Linked DNA regions of Homo sapiens: region 2 is linked to region 1. The links are chromatin loops, found by intact Hi-C in ENCODE. Cell type or tissue: IMR-90. All regions are shown on one strand. Region 1 overlaps SGCD (sarcoglycan delta). Region 2 has its middle 210 kb from the start of SGCD.

Evidence for each region. Hi-C counts contacts between places; a loop is a spot of excess contacts. Peaks named below come from ENCODE experiments on the same cell type or tissue, not always from the same donor. Only the 100,000 strongest peaks of a DNase experiment are listed, where the experiment ranks them.
Region 2: it touches region 1 in a loop (15-fold over the local background); 2 of 110 quality-filtered maps call a loop at or near these places.

Annotation. Positions count from the first base shown.
Region 1 is chr5:156,477,134-156,482,133 of GRCh38, reverse strand. All of the region lies in intron 3 of SGCD (sarcoglycan delta), which reads right to left. Among named protein-coding and RNA genes, the nearest start is that of SGCD, 150 kb to the right of the region's middle. In IMR-90, no CTCF peak of the experiment used is centred here; a DNase peak (open chromatin) is centred at 2,093; H3K27ac peaks cover 1,323 bases.
Region 2 is chr5:156,119,040-156,124,039 of GRCh38, reverse strand. It overlaps a transcript of SGCD not described here. Among named protein-coding and RNA genes, the nearest start is that of SGCD, 210 kb to the left of the region's middle. In IMR-90, no CTCF peak of the experiment used is centred here; DNase peaks (open chromatin) are centred at 1,979 and 2,619; H3K27ac peaks cover 1,098 bases.

The DNA of each region.
Region 1 (5,000 bases):
CTCAAATGCTGATATTTCAGTCTCAGCAACTGCTTTGCTTTCCTCAACATCTCATTAAATACCTGACATTCGGACTGTGACACCCAGGCACAGATGTGGGAAAGGAGCAAGTTTCTGTTTGAGGGGACTGGGACCAGACTGCCTGGTCTGTGGGTCCCGCTGATTCCTGAGTCACTGTCTACAGTTGTCCCTGAACGTGGCATAAGCAGGTGGTGTCTGATCAGTCAGGATTAATGATGCAAAAGGAAGCTGGCACCTCTTCAAAGACTTGCTCACAGAGGCCACAGGGAGTAGAGAAAGCAAATCCTTGGCCCTGGGTTCCGACCCTGATCCTGGGTTCTGTGTCCAGGTGTGCTCCTTGACCTCAGATGTTTCCATGAAACAGGCTTCTGTTAGTCTCCTTTCATAACTCACCCTAGTAAGGGATCTGAAACTCACAGTAGAAACATTTCTTCTTCTTCCCTAAAATCCTGTGGGGGCAGGTACTATTATTATCTCCCTCTTCTGATAGATGCAGATAAGAAAACCCCAGGGTCATGTAGATCAAGAGACATATAATAACAGATGTTTCAAATTAGGCACCCACGGGCTATTTTGGGCTGGCAGATGTAGTTTTTTTGGATCCACAAAGTGTATTCAATAAAAAATAAAGGAAAGCAAAAACTAAGACACTTAGATTATGAGTTTCTCTTGAAAAGTCATAAGATTTAGCAAGAAGGCCCAAATTCACACATTATTACAACTGGCTGAGCAGCCACTCACCTTTCCACAGGGTCAGGGACATCAAGTCCAAAATATCAATGACACAGACCCCTACCATCTCCCAGCCTTCCCCAATAACATAGACCTCTACCATCCCCCAACTTTCCCCAGGGCCTTTTTATCTACTTGTCACTAGCCAGTCCTTGTAGGTTTTTGAGTTTGTGGCCCTAGCTTAATGCATACCAATATTCTAGGTGAGATAATACTTACTTTTGTTATGGACCTTCTTTGTGCTTTTATACCGTATTAATTATACCAATCTTTACCCCAACATTATGGAGTCATACTATTACTGTGCTCTTGATTTGTCAGATGACAAAAACCAATGCCCTGAGAAATTCAGAAATATGTTCAAAACTGTGATAATGTAAAACGATTAGTGGATGGGTTGGAACTCGCTCCTGGAATCATCTTTCCATTACTTTATAGCACTCCTCCCACCAAATTCTCAGATATATTGTGACCTTTTACATAGTATTCTGTAGTTGTGGCCTTTGAAGGCAATAAGAGTGTTAATGCCTAATGGACATCTTAAGACCCATTGAGCACGTTCCTTAATCACCTAAGATTTAGCTTTTAGAGTTTTCTAGAGAAATTAAAAAAGAACAATTGATTTTCAGTAGTGGCAATTGCAAAGTAGGTAAAGCACCCAGCATTATCTCCAGAAGAGAGCAGGGTTTCAGAAAAACATTAATTCATTCCCCCACAAATCTAGTTAGCTAAAGAAGTTATTAGAACACTTACTATAACGGCCCATGTGCCATCTGGGGTAGCAGCCATGCAGTATGACTCTACCACCAGTGTCAAGGAAAGATCCCAGCTAAAAGCCATCAAGGTCATCTGATTTCCTTTGCACAGTGGCTGGTTCAGGTTGGGCATGTGAAATAAGTTGGTTTAATTAGAGTGAAGCCCAGGGTTTTTATTCAAGAAGAGACTGGGGAAAGACAAGCTCTATCATACTGTAGATATGTGGTATGCCAATGTAATGCCTGGAGCAGCTGCTGCCATTTTGCTATCATGAGTGAAAGCATTTGAGAAGAATCCAACGAAACAGAGCAATACAACTGAGGGAACTTCAGATGAATGGAATCAAAACTCCAATCAAAGCATCACTTCCTCTGAACTCTTCCATTACTTACCAGTCCATTACAGTCTGTCTAATCAAGGCAGAGCTGTTAGGTAGAGTTGAACATACTCATACAGGTAAGTTCAGAGAAATGACAGTCAGACAACCCTCAAGACCAAGGGAACATGCTCACTGGCACATTTCCCTACTGACTACTCAGAGTGTTTGTGACAGCAACTTGCCTTGCTGTTGCATCAGCCATCCCAGTCAGATGGTGAAGAAATGTAAGCCAAGACAGCTGGAGGGCTGATCTTCCACCCACAGGGGCTCCTCCCAGGGCAAGACAGCAGCTGTTGGTGTCTGCTTTGGTTTGAAATTGTAGCAACTGCATATATTCAGGTCAAAGCGGGTAACTTCTTTATGGAAAGTGTTGGAAGAACCAAGAGAGCAGATTCTGAAACTCGCTGTATCAGTCAGTAACCTGTGAATGGGTGATTTGTGTCAACAATGCCTTCTACCTCCTCTCTAAGAACAAAATTAAAGAAAGAAAGAAGAGGAAAGAAATCACTCCAAGACTTTTAGGAAAGCCAGGCCTGTTTCCTAAGTGCATTTGTATCTTCTTTCTTCTACTCTTCATTGTACTGGAACAAAAGGACAAATGCAGGGATTCTTGGAGTTGTGAGCATAGGTAAGATGCCACAGGGGTAGGAGCAAAATGGGTGAATACTCCCTAGGTCTTAGTGCTTTAAAGTCTAAGACAGGGGTCCCAAACTCAAATGCCTACAGAGGTTGGGCCCATGAGCTTAATGACTGAAGTGGGCACCCACATGGAAACTCAGAGAGAACAGACCCTGACAGGGCAGAGTTTCTCAGCTCCAGTTAAATATCTTTGATAAGAATCTTGAAATCTGGCCAGGTGTGGTGGCTCACACCTGTAATCCCAGCACTTTGGGAGGCCGAGGCGGCTGGATCACTTGAGGTCAGGAGTTCAAGACCAGCCTGGCCAACATGTTGAAACCCCGTCTCTACTAAAAGTACAAAAAAAATTAGCCAGACATGGTGGTGCGTGCCTGTAGTCGCAGCTACTCAGGAGGCTGAGGCAGGAGAATCGCTTGAACCTGGGAGGTGGAGGTTGCAGTGAGCCGAGATCATGTCACTGCACTCCAGCCTAGGTGACATAGCCAGACTGTCTCAGGAAAAAAATAAAAATAAATAAAGAATCTTGAATTATATTTTTTAATCTAAAAGTGTCTTAATGTTAAATTTTTGTATGTATACATATATCCCCTCCCAACACTGACAAGATCAAATAAAACATGAGAGTGGGCCGATTTGGCTCTCAGGTGAAAGACAATCAGAGGAGCTGGCTGAATTACCAGAAAGGACTAAGAGGTAGTAGGGTTTGGCTTCTAAAAATGGCAACTGAGCTGGGCACAGTGGCTCAGCCCTATAATCCCAGCACTTTGGGAGGCCAAGGTGAGTGGATCATCTGAGGTTGGGAGTTCGAGACCAACCTGGCCAACATGGCAAAACCCCGTCTCTACTAAAAATACAAAAATTAGCTAGGCGTAGCGGCTCACACCTGTAATCCCAGCCACTCAGGAGGCTGAGGCAGGAGAATTGCTTGAAACCATGAGGCGGAGGTTGCAGTGAGCTGAGATTGCACCATTGCACTCCAGCCTGGGAGACACAGCGAGACTCTGTCTCAAAAACAAAAAAAAGTCAACTGGAGAATGATTCAGCCAGATGTAGAAGGTGAATGGAGGGCCTGTTGTTTCCCCCAAACTGCTTAAACACAGACACCAAGCGACAGAATTGCTGAGTAGGATAGCTCCATGGATTCCTTTCAGGACTGAAAGCTCAACTCAGTAATCGCAAGAGGTCTCACAAAGATGCGTGTGGCTCAGAGTAGCCCAGGGGGAGCAGAGCCACCTGCACAGGTGCCTGATCTCAAAAGAACCTCATTGGTGGGGCATTAACGCCATCAGTGACTGCCCTTGAGGTCTGAGGCTGAGCTCAACTCCTGGCTGGGTGAAAGGAGCCCACTCGAATTTCTGATATAGGTCCCTTATCAATCTTAGTGACAGTACACTCAGAAATTACAGAAAGATAAGTAATGAAAATAAAGAAATTTGACTTGACATGAAGCAGCCATAACCATTGAAGTAGGAACCATTATTTCTACTTAACAGATGAGGTAAGGGCGAGAAATGCTATACAACACCCTACCCTTGACTCCAGCACCCAGCTCCCACTGACCAATGCTCCCCCTCTGATTGTTCTCCCAGGATTTCCCATTCCCCTCCCCACTCCTTCCATTCTTTATGATTTCCTGCACTGCCTAAATGGTGACGACAGTTTGATCCAGAGATTCCATGAGCATTTCATAAAAATATTATTTTTTCTCTACTGTTAACCATTCATGGAACCCACATTCCAGAGAATATTCTTGTAGAGATGCTGCATTTTGCACCTAATGACATAGAAAATAATAGATTGAAAGGAAAATTTTAGCTGCCCATTTTACCTTTTACCTCCATTACTATTAGTTCAAATCATTAAAACAAAATTCAGAAGAAGTGCCTATGACCTTGACATCACTTTTTTTTTTTTTTTTTTTGCTCAAATACTTTTAAGCTGTGTTGTCTATAAAAAACCAGGATGATTCTATTGTTGCCATCAAGGCAACAGCTCATGAGAGATGCCTGCAAAGTCCCTCATGAGACAGAAAGTCTCCTTAATAGAGGCCAAGTGCAGAGAACACTGCTACCAGCTACAAGTGTACTTAGCCAAGGAATACTTCCCTTTCCTTTTATATCTTCTGTCTAGAATAATTGAAATGAGATTGTTTGTGACTCAAATTGGTCAGATGACTCCTCATTATCTAAGAGTGGCCAGAAAAGTCATGGGGCCTGTCCTATGTTTATCCAAAGATGAGAAAAATGCTGAGTATAAGGAGTGGGTTCTATGGGTTATATTGTACTTGGAAGAATAACCTCACTGTCTGGTTGCATCTTGTGAGTCTCACTTGCTCAATGTACCGGATCTCCCAAAGTATTATATAAAAACATACATATCTAAACAAATACCATATTTTGTTGGTACCATTCTACTCAATGGGGCTCGACAATACTAAAGGATTCCTTAAACATAACAACAGAACATAGAAAGC
Region 2 (5,000 bases), 360 kb after region 1:
ATAAAGTCACAAACTCATACCTTAGCAGTCCTAAACTTTTTGAATCCTGGACATAAATTTCAGGGCAACATTGGGATTAAGAAAATCCCCTCAGGCCACCACAAAAGGGACGGTTGTCTCAGCCTTCACACAGGTTCCAGTATAACCTTCTTCAAATCCCTGAGGATGGAGGTTTCTTCCAAGTCTACAAAATCAACAGAGAAAGACAATGTCCATAAAGAAAAACAAAAACAAGACAGAGTGATATTAAATTAAAGGCCATTTGGTTTGGAGAGACTAAACAAAAGATACTTTAGATTCTGTTTGTCATAAAATTGCAGAATCCCTGAATGGATTCAGTCTTGACTGAATTAAAGAATCATACCAAAAAAAAATTTCATAGTATATCAAGGCTGGAAGGTATTTTAGGACTTAACAAATCAAATTTGCTCATTTAACTTACAGGGAAACTGAGGATGGGAGAGCAAAAGCGATTTTCCATGATAATTCATTGTCTGTGGCACAGTTCAATCCGTGTGTCAAGCAAATCTTTAGTATACAAAAACAATGTGTTTAACACTGGTCTATCATCAAAGCAAGACAAGGAGACCGTGCATCACTCCACCTTGAAATACCTCCCTCTCTTGACTTCTAAGGTACCAATCTTACTGCGACCACTGGCCACTCCATCTTGGCTACCTCTATTGCATCTTTTCAACCTCCCAATTTCCAACATAAGGAGATCTTAGGGCTCAGTCCTGAGCCTCTTCTCTATACACACTTTCTCACCAGGTACATCTTCCAGGTCCACAGCTTGAGATACCATTTATACTCTGACAACTCTGAGATTTGTCTCCAGGCCCAGATATTTCCCCGAACTCTAAACTCAATCAACTGACTCTTCAACAACTCTACTTGGGCATGTCAGATATAAGATGACCCAACTGAGGTCATGACTTAGTCATCAGCACCACCAGCTTCCACCTGGAAAATACTAAAGCCCTCCTTCTTCTAAGTTTATGCCTTCTCAGTCAATGGCAATTTTATTCACCCAGTTGGTCAGGCCTAAACCCTCCAAGTAAACCTTGATTCCTGTCTTGCCTATATACCTCACATTGTCCATTTCATCAGCACATTCTGGTGGCACTATCTTCAGAATAAATCCAGCAGCTGACCTTTTTTTTTTTTTTTTTTTTTTTTTTTTTTTTTTTTTTTTTACCACATCTTTTACTACCATGCTGGTGCAAGACATCATTAAAGATCTACAAGGTTGCACAGCAGGCTCTCTCAGACTAGGGCTGGTACTCTCCACCAGACCCATGTAAGAGAATGACACTCCCCTGCTCAAAACCTTCCACCTCACTCAGACTCAAAGTTAAAGTTGTTGCAATGGCCATAAAGATCCTGCTTGATATTTGATGCATCTCTCTTACCACCGTCCTCATCTTCCACTCTTTTCCCCCTCATTTATTCCTCTCTAGCCATGCTGCTCCTCTAACACACCTCTGATTCTATTAGGAGCCTTTGAACTCATCATTCCCTCTACCTGGGAAACTTTTCTCCTCACTGTTTCACGTCTTTGCTCAAATGTTACCTTTCCAGTGAGGACCCTTGTAAAATTACCCTGTTTAAAATTGTAAACTCATACCACATATCTCATCCCTCTTTCTCTAGATTTAAAAGTCTTTTTGATGTATTACATGTCTACCTGTTTATTATCTGTCATCCCCCAATAAAATGTAAACTCCATGCATGCAAGAAATTCTATCTCGGGTATTCTGCTGTGTCTCCAGCACTTCACTTCACTGATAGCCTTGCACAGAAGTGGAGCTCGATAAATATTTTTTGAATGAATGAATAAGCAGACAGTAAGGTTAAGTAAACCTCATGGCCACTCAGATGATAAGTGGCTGAGCCTGGTTTGAACCAAAAGCATTCCATCTCCAGTATTTTTGACAACTATGGAATACTGACTAGATGAATGTCTTCTAGTGTTGGGCTTAGGAAAAGGATTTGTATAGTCTGGAGTGTGATGCAAAAGATGAATGTTAGTTGTATTTGGGAAGCTAGCAAACAAAAGCCCCAAAACTATTTCTAGGAGATACTCTAAAGAGTATGTGTGGCATGTATTGGGATGACTCTGCTTACAGGCTAATACTGAAATCTCATTGTTACTTTCATCATGCTGTTTTCAGATTTTCTGCCTTTGCTTCCATGCCATTATTTCTTGTCATTCCCTCAACTCTCAGCCCCTGCTTTACTATAAAAAGTATGAAGTAAAGGAATCCAGGGTTAGACAACAAAAAAGGGAAGAGATGCATTTAGGGAAAAGGTATTGGGCAGTCATCAAAGGACTTTAGATCTAAATCTAATTTGGTCACCAATTTGTCATTTGCCTTTAGGGTTGTCCCTTCCTTTCCCTGGGGTACCCCTCATTTTTATTTTGTTACCCCTCATTGCGGTAACATAAATACCTTTGAAGATCTTCAGCTCCCAAAAATGATCATTTTCTTTTTTTAACTGATAAAAGGCTCCCTTATCCTCAGTAGTCTAAAAGTGGTTAGGAAATATGGTGCAATGTTTAAGAACTAGGCTTTGGGGTTTACTACTGCGGTTCAGGTTCCGGTTCCACCACTGTGGAACCCTGGCCAAGATAATCAACTTCTCTAAGTATCATATTTCTTTTCTATAAAAGAGAGATGATGAAAATACCTATCCCTCTAGGATGTTTATGCAAAAGAAATGAAGTCATAGGTAAATCATTCATTACTGTACATAATGTTAGTGCTCAATAAACTTTTACTGTTCTTTATTTTTAAAGTTTTTACTGCTGCAGGCTTATATTCTGCATGACATTTCATAAATGTATCTACCTTCATCTTAGTTCCCACTGGATTCTGAATCTTTCCATCTTTTATCATATGACATTGCTTTTGTAGCCCTTAATGACTTTGGGCAACTTTGTCTGGACCATCTCCAGGATCAGTTGTATGCAGCTACCCCAGCTGCCCCCACATTCCTGGGCAGATGGCGGAACATTGTAACATGAGAAAGTCATGTTTTCTGATTCATTTATTGTCTGCTTTCTCGTACCCGGCAATTTGAGGATGATCTTGGCCTCGGTTCTGGAATGTCAAGGCACAGTCTACAATTATTCCTGCATTCTGAAGCCAAGAGACACAACATTGGAAGCAAACAATGCTGTAATTCAGCACAATGATAGATGGAGTTATTAAAGAAATTGTGCTGACTGCTTTGATAATTCTAGTCTCAAGTCTATCCAAATGCATCTTTCTTTCTTCTTTTCTTAACTGATATTAAGAAACTGTCTATGTTCAGGTAGTAATGACATAAAAATATGTCACCTACCTTTCAGGTTTAGTTACATCCCAACCTAATAAATAGTTACAATGCTTCAGAGAAAAGGTACTTACAATCCATTCTAAGTCATCCAAGGACATGATCCAAAGCACATTTACAAAGCAAATGTTTATGAAATATATAATCTTTGCCATGCACTTTGTTAAAGACTGGGGATATGGTAGAGGATAATAGTGACTTTATTCCTACCTTCATTAAGCCTTTGTTCTAGCAGTTTTTCTTTATCTTTTGTAATTTCCTAACGTTGCCCAGATATGAGTAGACATGACAAATTCCTACAAATTTGTTGATTATCTCAAGTAGTGATATAGCGTGTGCTGACATAAATATCTCAATTTCTGCTTGATAGAGAGAGACAATTCTATAATTCTTGGTTTTCTTGGGAACAACACTCATTTCCTTACTTTGCTCCTCACCTCCCACCCCTACACACCTCTTTCTGCTTTATTTCCCTCCTTCAACAAAGAAACAAAAAAGTATTCACCAAATTCCACTACCCATTAACAAGATGCCACATGGCACAGTAAAGGACACTAGGTCCAGAGGGCACAGCTTCAGAAATTAGCTTTTTCGAAATCCTTGGAAATAATAAAGGGATTAATGCTATTATATGGTAAAATAAAATGAGAAAGTATATACTAGGAATAATGTGAAAGAAAATAATGTCAAGAAAGAACAACATATGTCTTAAATCACCAGTGTCTGCATGGGAGAGTGCTAATCATAGAGGTAGGTGGCATCTCTGCCTGTCAGGCGGCCTTGAACGCTTCAGGGAATCTGTCATTTTTCAAAAGGTATCAATTAGTGGTTGCTCTGATGGCAGAGTGTGAACCACACCTCTCTAATGGTTAGGTTGTGTTAAAAATGATTCCTGTGAGCATAAAGCACACACAGACACGGGTTTCACAGATACCCTGGCACCAAGACAGACTCCCAAGAGAGGTGGGCATCCCGAGAAGGCAAAACCAGGGAGAGTGGGAGCAGCAGAAGGTATTAGCAACTCTAAGTGGGTCTTAAGATTTTTGAGCAGAAGTGTGCTGGGGGAAAGGATGAACTATGGATCCAAATGTATCTAATGACGAATTTAAATTTAAAACTATGCCAACAGATTTGGGTCCTACTGGGAATTAAAGAAGCATTGCTGTAAAGATTTACCTCTTAAGAAGTGTGATCGTGGAGATACCATATAGGTATACACACCTACACACAGCATTCCTGTTGCCAACAATGCTTCCCAATATGTGTATTACTCTATTTGCATAGAAGGAAATTGAGTTTGGAGACATTAAGTAATCTGATTGAAATCACATAACTAGGAAGTGACAAGTCGGGATTCAAACTCAGAACTGACCCTGGAGCATATTGACATTCAGCAAACATGCTGAAAATCACCATTGCTTCTTTCCTAGGTTTTATTTCTGATTAAACCTAGTTCTGACACTCAGAAATGACACAACTTAAAATCCAAAGGAATATCTCAGTCTCCTAATAGTCTAACTGAAAACTGGCCCAGCTCAGTCTCTGCTGAGAATAGTAAAGGCACACAAATAGAAGAAGGTACATTTCCTCAGAAGGCCTAGAGTTGGTCCCACTACATACTGGAATGAGCTACATGGATTGTATACCCAGCACCAAGTCAC